Linked DNA regions of Mus musculus: region 1 is linked to region 2. A link is a loop called in an ENCODE intact Hi-C map of the cell type or tissue named here. Cell type or tissue: left cerebral cortex. All regions are shown on one strand. Each heading gives the region's core, and the rest is flanking DNA. Links, peaks and the distances in the headings are about the cores only. Region 1 overlaps Gm39783 (a long non-coding RNA gene). Region 2 overlaps Cstad (CSA-conditional, T cell activation-dependent protein).

What was found. Peaks named below come from ENCODE experiments on the same cell type or tissue, not always from the same donor. Only the 100,000 strongest peaks of a DNase experiment are listed, where the experiment ranks them.
Region 1: a loop joins it to region 2, with 2.4 times the contacts of the local background. A loop is called at or near these places in 3 of 42 quality-filtered maps.

The regions. Positions count from the first base shown.
Region 1 is chr2:30,774,042-30,779,410 of GRCm38, reverse strand. Gm39783 (a long non-coding RNA gene) reads right to left here. Exons shown (of 4, transcript XR_001783261.2): 3 at 4,197-4,247. Among named protein-coding and RNA genes, the nearest start is that of Gm39783, 5.2 kb to the right of the region's middle. In left cerebral cortex, for the core only: a CTCF peak has its summit at 3,256 (motif pointing right); no DNase peak of the experiment used is centred there.
Region 2 is chr2:30,598,419-30,603,787 of GRCm38, reverse strand. All of the region lies in intron 1 of Cstad (CSA-conditional, T cell activation-dependent protein), which reads right to left. Among named protein-coding and RNA genes, the nearest start is that of Cstad, 6.1 kb to the right of the region's middle. In left cerebral cortex, for the core only: a CTCF peak has its summit at 2,402 (motif pointing left); a DNase peak (open chromatin) is centred at 2,575; H3K27ac peaks cover 2,089 bases.

The sequences.
Region 1 (5,369 bases), core at 204-5,203, 180 kb before region 2:
GGGCTGCCCTCCTCCCGCTGGCTGAGCACGAGACACCTCCTACTGTGTTGCTTTGAGACATTCACTCCACCTCTCTGACCTTAATCCTGGGCTACACTGGACTTGCTACAGCGGTGTAGGTTAGAACGGGCTTCCTCCAGCCTTGACACAGTGGCTGGGCTGTAGCTCATTGGTGGAGTGTTTGTCGAGTGCACAAAGCCCTGAGCAGCTTTTCGGGCATCTCATGAACCCATCGTGGTAACAAGCACCTGCGATTCCAGCACTAGGGAATTGGAGGCAGGAGAGTTGAAGTTCAAGGTTATCCTTGGCTGCATAGAGAGTTCAAGTCTCTGCTTGCCTTTTATCTCAGCGCTTCCCATCTCTGTGAAATTGAGACAGGCTTGGTTTACAGAGCGGGTTCCAGGCCAGCGCGAGCTACCTAGGGAGACCCTGTCTCAGACAAGACTCTGAGCGGAGGTGGTGGACAAGCTTTTCTTTCCTCCTTCCCACATTCAGGACCCTGCAGAATGTCCCTGAATGTCCCTGATATAGACTAGGATGGAGCCATGTGTTCTTCTCTAGGTCTCTAGGCACTAGGTGGTCAATGTAGGCTTGCTGTAAGTATCCAGGGGTTCCAATCCTCCACTCTGGGCCTCAGTTTCCTTAGCAGGCATCTCTGTCATTGAGTCCCTTAGCTCAGAACTGGTGCCTTTGTAGTCTCTGCCACACGCTCTCGGACAGTCCCCTCTCTTGAGTTTTAACCTCCCTGAGGCCTGGGGTCCGACTTTCTCCCTTTGCCTGTGCCTTCTCTCTTGGTCTTCCAGCTCCTGGTCACTAGAGAGGGACTTTGAATACAACCCTGTGCTGGACAGAGTCAAGCAGTCCGGTTTCTCTTTGCTTTTTTGTGATGCTAGAAGTGAACCTACTTCCTTTGCATACTCAGGCAGGTGCCGCACCTCCCATACAAAGGCAGTTCTTAGTGTGGCCTCAAGGCTTAACACAGCACAGTTGGAGCCTTCTCCATCTCTTCCTGAAGTGCATGCCCCAGCTCCCTGTCCGTTCCAAGACCTGCCTGCTCAAAGGTCACTCATCCCTAGCTTCTCTCCCAGGGGTCACATAGCCTTAGCCTGGCATCTCATACATCCAGACCATCAAAGTTAGCCAGCCTCACCTACTGTACCCCACCCAACCCCCGTGAGGCCTCCATATCTATTCTGCCTTGTTCTTGGCTCCACCGGGTACTGTGTTCAGCATCTTCTCTCTCCAGGGCAGAGATCTTTGAGGTTACCCTAGTTAGCTTTCGATTCCTATGATAAACACCATGACCAAAAGGCACCTGGGGAGGGACAGGTCTATTATTAATCACACTCCATCCCTGAGGGAAGCCAGGGCAGGAACTCGAGCCAGAAACCAACGCAGAGGCCATGGAGGAGTGCTGCCTGCTGGCTTGTTCCTCATCTCTTGCTCAGTCTGTTTCTTACAGCTCAGGGGTCGCACCACCCACAGTGTGCTGGGCCTATGACACCAATCACTAAGAAAATGCCCCACAAGCCAATCTTGATGTTCTATCTTCTCAATGGTGCTAGCCTACTACCTGCCCTCAGGGAAGGGCCTGTGTTGGCTGTATCACTTGAGACTCATACCTCTTCCATGAGTTTTGCTTCTGGGGGTTGGGGGGGGGGGAGCCTGTCCTAAGGCCTAGGAGGAATCCAGTCTACACTTAACTACTGTGTGTCCTTAGGCAGAGCTCCTACCTCTCTGTGCCCTGGATCCTCATGTATAAACTAGAGATCATGCTGGCCCTGATGCAGGGGCAGGGGAGACGCTCCCATGGCTCATGGCATCAGGCTCAGCATAGGCAGGTAGCTGTCACCTTCACCCTGCTGTGATGTTGATGAAGATGGAGGACATGGTCTCTCCAAGGGCATGCTGCATCTGGTTTGCTGTAGGCCTTAAGAGAATCTGTAGAGAGTACTTAGAGGGCCTGCCTGGAGGGGGTGAGGAGGTAGGGGTGGGGTCTGTGCATGTGAGTATGTGTGGAGCCAGCAGGAGAACCTTCAAAGGGGGAGGGATGGAAGGGAGGAGGGGTGGAACGGAGGAGGGAAGAGGGATGGGAGATAGGACGGAGGAGATATGGAAGGGAGGAGGAAGGAGAGGGAGGAGGGATGGAAGGGAGGAGGGATGGGAGGAAGGAGGGATGGGAGGGAGGAGGGATGGGAGGGAGGAGGGATGGGAAGGAAGAGGGAGGAGAGGGAGGAGGGATGGAAGGGAGGAGGGATGGGAGGGGGAGAGATGGGAGGAAAGAGGGAGGAGAGGGAGGAGGGATGAGAAAGAGGAGGGATGGAAGGCAAGAGGGATGGGAGGGAGGAGGGATGGCAACAAGCTGGGAAGCAGTGCCCAGCTGGCAGTGCAGAGAGGTCTCCAACACGGCTGAAGGAGAGAGCAGAGAGAGTGGCAAGAATCCCTGAGGAGACACTCTGGGTCCTGGGGGCACACAGTTTGAGTCAAGGGCTTGGGCTCTGGAGACTCCAGTTGGGGTCTGGGCTGGGGTACAACTGAAGCACATCCTAAATTCAGGGTCCTGGGATAGTGCCTGAGCTGGACAGCCAGTACCACTTGCAGGTGGTAGCTGTTCCCACACTGTCTCCACACAGTGGCCCTTCCTCTGTGGGTGTCCTGTGTTCCTCCCTTCAGGAAAACCCAATTCTGCCGGGGCTCCTCTTTTGTTTTTTTGTTTTGTTTTGTTTTCGAGACAGGGTTTCTCTGTATAGCTCTGGCTGTCCTGGAACTCACTCTGTAGACCAGGCTGGCCTTGAACCCGGAGATCCACCTGCCTCTGCCTCCCAAGTGCTGGGATTAAAGGCGTACGCCACCACTGCCTGGCTCTTGCCGGGGTCCTCTTACCATTTGAAAACAGCATCTCGTTAAGGACCCCACAGTTCAGTTTGTGCTTCTGTAACAAACACTACTGGCAGGGTGGTTTACACACCACAGATGCTGACCTTCGCTTCCCTCAGGGCAAGATAGATCTAGGCGCTAGCAGCCTTTGTGTATGGTGAGGATCTGCTCTTCTGGGTTCATTTTCTTGCTGGGATCTAATATTATGAGAGAACCAAGCAGGCTTCTTGTGGCCTCCTTCACAATGGCCATTGCTGGGGCCTGAGCATCCCACATCCAGAACTCACTACTTTTTGCTGTTGTTTAATTTTATGCTTAATAGGGTTTTGCCTCATGTATGTATATGAATCATGCAGTATCAATGGAAGCCAGTAGAGGGCGTTGGATCTCCTGAAACTGGATTTATAGATGGTTGTGAGCCTCCACATAGGTGTTGAGGTTTGAACCCCGGTCCTCTGCAAGAGCAGCCAGTGCTCTTAATGGCTGAGCCATCTCTCTGAGACCCATTCTTCGTTTTTAAAACTTGAAGTATGTGTATGTATGTGGGGAGAGGGATATGTGGATATGAGTACAGAAGCCATTGGATCCTCTGGAGTGGAGTGATCCAAAGTCCCTGGTGGTCGTGAGCCAGGGATTGAGGTACCAGGAACCAAACTCTGGTCGCCTGAAAGAGCAGCAAGTGCTCTTAACCCCTGAGTCATTTCTTCAGTCCAGGACCCTGCTTCTCAATCCCGTTCACATTAGAGACTACAGTTTAACAGGGACACAGTAGGGAGTGACATTCAGACCGCATATCTCATCTTCAAATACAGCCGTTCTTTTGTATGCTTGCTTGTTTGTTTTGAGACAGCGTCTCCTGTAGCCCAGGCTGGCCTCATATTCATTAAGTAGCTGAGGATGACCTTGGACTACCGATCTCTCTGTCTCTACCTCCTTTTCTGGGATTACAGGCAAGCCCAGCTGAGGTCACATTCTGAGTACCGGGGTAAGACTTTAACCTGTCTATTTGAGGTCCTCGTCCCCCCTTCCTGCCCCATGACAAGTCTTGGTCTAGGTTTTCCTGAAGGGGGCTTTAAAGAAAGGCAGGTGTACCCAGCTTTTTTTTTTTTTGGCTAGGATGAAGGGGACAGGTAACAGACAGCAGGGGAAAGAGTTAATGTGGACCGGTACTATCGAGCTCTGCCTGGTTGAAGCCAGGAGTCCAGCCCTTAGGGCTACCAGAGTTACCTGTTCAAAAGCCTCTGCAATGGTTTATATTGATTCTAGATGCAATATTGATAGGGTCTAGAGTCCCGGAGGAGATACGCTTTTGGACATACCTGTGAGGGATCATCTGGATTAGGTGAGCTGCCCTGGAAGATCCATGGTAACTGATGGTTGAAAGAAAAGGAGAAGAAAGCTTAAGCAGCAACAGGCGCTGCTCCCTGCTCCCTGAAGTGAGCACAATGTAACCAGCTGCCTCCAGATGCCTCTCTCAGGATTCCCCCACCACCGCTGGTTGTAGCCCTAAACTGTGGGCTAGAGTAAACCTTCCTTTCTTGAATGGTCTCTCTCCTGTATTTTGTCCGAGCAACGTGTCAAACCCACTGCCTCTCAGTACCTTGTGCTTTGCCTCCCCTGCTTATCTCTGTGTGACTGTCTAAGTGTCTGTGGGGAGGCGGGAGGTGAGATTCAGGTGAGGTGTGGGTGTAGGGCTCCCATGAGCCTACAGGGGCTGCTCCACAGTTAGCCTGCGTTATGCCACCAAGCCAAGAGACACCAAGGTGTCCAGGGTTGCCAATCCACTTCCAGCAGCCCCCTTTGAGGTCCTGGCTGCCTGTGCAAAACTTTTCTACCAAAGTCTCTCCACGATGAGTTAGAATCTTTATGGGCAAGTCTCATACAGAAATCCTGACTCCTCTTGCCTGTTGGTCCTAGCTGGAAGACCCCACTGTAACCCGATGCAGGAGTGACTTTGAACTTAGTGAGTCCTGTGCTGTGCCAGGAGGGGTAACTTCCCTTCTCCCCTGCCCCCTTTTTTTCTTCCCCTCCTGTTCCAGGTAACCAAGACTTCCACCTGGCAGAGTGGAGCTATGGTAGGGAGAAACTCATATCCACCTAGGAGGTATGATGGGGTCCATAGATAACATGACCCCAGTGCTGGGTTCACAACACTGCCGCCATGGTGGGCTTTGGGCTCAGGGTGCTGTACTTAGTTGCCTGTTCCAATCTTTTGTATTTGTTTTGTTTTCAAAGACAGAGTTTCTCTGTGTAGTCCTGGCTGTCCTGAAATTTGTTCTGTAGACCTGGCTGATCTCGAATTCAGATCCACCTGCCCCTGGCACCTGAGTGCTGGCATTAAAGGCATGCACCACCATTGCCTGGTTTCCTGTTCTAATATCTTATTAAGCCATTACTCCAGGAAGAACATTGGGTATCATGACCATGTCCCCACTGTACGCCTCCCTAACCACCAAATATGTCCCTTAGTCCTATCATTATGCCCTCCTTTC
Region 2 (5,369 bases), core at 311-5,310:
CATGAAGGAAAGAGCCGGAAAGAAAAATAGGGGACAATGTATTTACTACAGAGCCATAATGGCCTTAAACTCACTACATAACTGAGGGTGGCCTTGAACCCTCCTGCCTGTACCATCCCTGAGTACTGGAATGACAGCCACGTGCCACCACCTCTGGTTTATGCAGTGCTGGAAAACCGAACCCAGAGCTTTGTCTGTGTATGCAGGATACTCTACCAACCAAGCCGCCCCCAGCCTTTACCTTTTGATGAAACAGTACTCAGCACAACAACATAGCACAGAGACAATAGAGAGCTCCTTTGCTGGGCTAGGTAGAGGTGGTCTTTGACCCCACCACATGCACACCCATGAGGGCTCTGGGTCCCCCTCACTAGCCCACACTCTCCAGGACAGGTTGAGAGCCACAAGGCAAATTCAATCTGCGGTTCTGTGGGCTCCCACACAGGCCTGACAGAAAGCAGGTGCCTCTGGTCCTTAAGGCCTTCCCCCCAGTTCCTTCTGCTTCCCAAGCACGCTCCCAGGCAGAGGCAGGCTGCAGGCTCCAGCCTCTGTAGCCAGCCTCCTCCCTAGTCTGTTTGTTGGGACAGCAAACTTAGGCCAGAGTGGAGTCTATGTGCGGGTCTTCTGGAGACCCACCCAGGATGTTCCCTGGCCCAGAATCATGCTGAGCCTAGACTGGCAGGCAGAAGCTGGCAGTCCCCATGCCTGTACATCCCTGGCACAGGGGGCACTGAGCTCTTTCTCCTGGGATGATCCCTTCCAATCAATAGGACTTAGACATATGGCTTCCTCGAACTTGGAGTGTTGTCAAGATGGTAACCACTGTAGGCTTTGTCCTAGGGAAGCAATCATGAGTCCAGACTCTGCCTCTGAGTGAGAGCCACAATGCGGGGGGCCAGGGAGGGGCGGACACAATACCAGTATCACCCATTTTATAGATGGGAAACTGAGGACATGAATTCACTAGCCTGAGCTACACAGTCAGTGATCAACAAGGCTCAACCTAGGATACAGTTGTGGTGAGCACCTGGAGACACAACTCACTTACCACTAGGCTTCTCAGCCAGGGGCCAGGGCCCACCCCACCCTTGTCTATGTGGCCCTTTGTCACAGCCTACCAGACTCTAGCTTGTCAGTATGGGCCCTAACTCCTTACCCTGTCTATGTATTTAACCTTTCAGAGATCTGCCTGCCTCTGTCTCCAGAGTGCTGGAATTAAAGGCATGGCCACCACTGCCCTGTGCAATCAATGAATATGTTATCTCATCTATAGCATTTATCACTTGCTTGGGTTCATCCCAGCTCCCTCTGTTCCAATCCTGTCCCAGGCTTCTAACATGACTATAGCAGTGAACACACACACATATATACACACACACACACAAACACATGCACACACACACACACACACACACAATCTCACTTCATGCATTGCTTACAAATGAATGGTCTAACCTGGGAATGTGGATGGAACAGGCTGCCTAGGGGTGAGGATGGCCTGGTAGAGTACAGCTGGAGAGGTGGCCCTGTGTGATTGTTACTGCTGTGGTTCCCTTGAGCTCAGCTGATAAATTCCCGTTTCTTCCATATCCTTCACATCCCAGGTTAACACTCTAGCCACTAATATCCAGTAAATGGTAAGAAACCAACCATGTGTGCCGGGAAGGATACCTCTCATGCTGAAGTGATGGTTGCCATGGTCACCAGCCTCCAAGATGGTCTCCAAATGATCCCTACCTTCAGGCATTTACAGGCTGGCTTGTCCCCTTCCACAGTGAGTAAGGGTGGTTGGGGCACCCAGTAGGATGTGAGGGGCTGACTAAGAGCTCTCCAAGGTAGTCATAAAAGGCTCTTTTACATTGCTCAATCTGGTAGAAGCCAGCTGCCATCTTGGAAGGAAACTCAAACAGATCCGTGGTTCATGAGACAAGTCTGTAGGAAGCACAAACTCAGTGCTCAGAAGGGCCTTCGGACAACTGCAGCCTCAGTGACCTCGGGCTGGGGACAGCCAGCCAGCGGGGCTGCAGCTGAATTCCTGATCCACTGAGACCGAGATAAAAAGTGCTTGTTGTTTTAAGGGGGGGGGGAGCATTTGTTATGCAATGGTCGGTGACTAATGCAGACACAGAGAGAAGGGTCATCCACGAGCTTCCTAAAGTTCCTTCCCAGGCACACTGACCCACCCCAAGGCTAAGCTTCGGAAGCACTCTCAGAGAATGCAGGCAGACCACCTGGACTCCTTGTGTGAGCAGCACCCTCTGGGCAGGGGAGCTGTCCCGCAGCTCTGTGTTCCTCAGAAGCTCTGGGGCTCTGCCACCAGAATCCTTTGGGACACACAGCCTAACTGTCACGTGATCTCCTGAGGTCTTGTCTTGACTCTGCCCCCTTGGGGAGAAGGGTGTTTTCTGGTATCCCACCATGCATCCTGGAGTCCCCATCCCTGTGCACGCTAGCTAGCTGCCTCCAAAACACTCAGGGACATTTCTCTGAGGGAATACAACCATGGTCTTCAAACACGACCCACCGGAAAATGGCATAGGATAGAGAAAAATTCATTTCACACGCAACTTTTCCAGGCCGAATCCACCCCCCTTCAGGGAGGCAAGGCAGCGCTCAGCAAACCACATTCTTTCGGGTCCCTGGGGCCTTGTGGGGGTGGGAACGGAGCTCTGTCTGCACTGTAGAAGGCAGAGAGCTTTCTTTTCTGTTACAAGTATAATTCTCCCCTGGAGTTGCTCTCTCCTTCCTGGAATAGAATCCCAGGATTCTCTAGACCCGGAGCCTTCCCTCGAAGATCCCAGAGGCTGGCAGTCCCCCCCCGCCCCCCCCCCGCCACTCCACACCCCACACCTCCGTGGACTTGGGGCAGCAGCAGGGGTGAGGTGGGGAGCGGCAAATATTGAACCCTTGGGGCCCCAAACAAGCACAAACAGCCCACCCTCTGTCCCCGCTGGGTCGGGGTCTCCCACCCAACCCTACAACCCTAGCCAGCCCACTGCTGCAGAATCCGGGAAGGATCCCCATCTGACCCGAGGCACACCAAAAAAAAGTTGGGGAGGGCCGGCATGAGCCTTGGAAAGGCTGGCTGAAGGTGCCTCTCCCCTCCTAGGCAATCTGTCCCGGCTCAGCCTCTACCAGGGGCGCCCAGTTACATTTCCTGAGAGGCGGTTGCATGCCTCTGTTTTCTCTCTGCTTCCCTCACTCATCATGGATAGCCATAGAAAGGTCGTGGTGAGACAGGCTGGGAAGGGGAGACACCCAAATGAGTGGTACTGTAGCTGCACCGACAGCAGTAAAGACCTGCGCCCCACACCAGGGCAGGGCAAAGCCGGGCACTCGGGAGGTGGAGCAGGCGGGGGAGGAGCTTAAGGTCAGTCCAGCAACACTGTGAACTAGAGGCTGGGCTACTGGAGACTCTATCCACAGAGGGAAGAGGGGGACAGGAGGAGAAAGGAAGAGGAGGAAGGAGAAGAGGAGGAAGAGGAAGAGATATCAGATAGAGATATCAGATCTTTCTCAGGCACCTGAAACCCAGGAAAAATGTAATGGGACCCAGAGGTTGAGTGGCAAGGAACTCATCTATGAAGGTCAAACAGCAGCAAGTAGTATTGAGAAGGACCCTGCAGGGTTTCCCTGAAACCTGCTGAGGGAAGGCGTCCTAGATGGGTAGCCATAGAGACTGTGGAGAAGTTGTGTGCCTCTCTCCACCTAATGGCTCATTCTAGTGGTACCTAGTCTAGGGAGCTTTCTGGTAAGACATCTGTGCTGGTCACATCCTCTCAGAGACCCTGTGGTGGCTATACCTTCCCGACTAGGGTTGTGCTTGTTTTGTTTTTTAGCATGGTAGCAACTGTGTCTGAGCCTCCTCTAGGAGGAGCTAAGCTGAGAGAGGGTGCAGGGGTGGGGGGAGTGGGGGACGGTAACTCAGCCCTTGACTCCTCCCAGATGAGGATGAGCCTACCTTGGGGCTGCTAGAGGCAGAGCACAGCTGGACAGAATCCAAGGAAGAGAAAACCAGCCAAGAGTCTACTGCACGTGTGTTCAGGGGAAAACCCAAGCATGGCAGTGTACACAGCTATGATCTCAGCTCTGGGAAGCTGAGGCAGGAGGATACCTAGAGATGGCTGGCCAGCCTGGCCAGCTGGTTAGTGGCTGCAGGTTCAATGAGAGACCCTCTCTCAAAAAGTAAGATGGAGGCTGGGCATAGTGGCCCATGGAGGCAAAAGACTACAGGGCTACACACACACACACACACACACACACACACACACACACACACGGTGAAGAGTGATTGAGGAAGACCGCATTGTTCACCTTTAACCTTCTTATCCATACACATGTGCACACAAACATGTACACACATGCACTAAGAGCACACATAAACACACACACGATTCTCATATGTAGGAGATTATGGTCTAGGGACCACAGGAAGGGTGAGCCAACTGGACCCCAGTGGGAATTCACTTTGGAAATAAGTGACAGATCCCACCCACTGTAACAGGGAACCTAAGAACTGATGTTAACTCACAGGTGGGAATTTTGGTTTTGGGCTTTTTAGACAAGGTTTCTCTGTGCCCTGGCCATCATGGAACTCGCTCTGTAGACCAGGCTGGCCTCAAACTCATGGAGATCCACCTGCCTCTGCCTCCTGAGTGCTGGGTTCAAAGGTGTGTGCCACCAGGTCTAGCCTAACTTTAAAAAAAAAAAAAAGACCGGATCTCTCTATGTAGCCAGAGATCTGATTCTACCCCTCAAGTGCTGGGTTATAGGCACATGCCATTACACCCTGTCCAAATTAATTTTTAAATTTCTGTATATCTGTGTAAGAGCCCATGAGGTCCCATGCAGATGCCTGTGGAAGACAGAGGCCAGAGGGTACCAGATTCTCTCTAATGTACAGGTGGTTGTGAGCTGCCTGCTGTGGGTGCTGGGAACAGAACCCGAATCCTCTGCAAGTCTCTCAACCACTAAGCCTTTTCTCCAGCCAGTCTCTGCTCCCAGGAAAGACCTCTTCTAGGGCAGAGGCATGCCTAGTTCCTGTTTATAGCCCAAGCCTCAGTCAGCACCAGGGGCTGGAACTCCAAACTCCAGTGCTGTTTCCTGCCAAGCTCAGGGCTGAAGTCTGCAGCAGAGGGGCAGGGCTGGAGCACATCAGCCTCAGCTCTCACACAGTAGGACCTTTACAGTGGCATGTGCTGGTCCTCCAAGCCTGGGACATGGAAGTCCCCATCACTACACTCCCCAGGGACATTGTGAGGCCAAACTGGGCAGGTAGAGGGTTTACCCTCCCTGATTGTTAGCATAAATTGTCATCTCAACAGTCAGTCTCCTAGGAGATAAGCCTCTAAGCACTCTTGTAGGGGGTG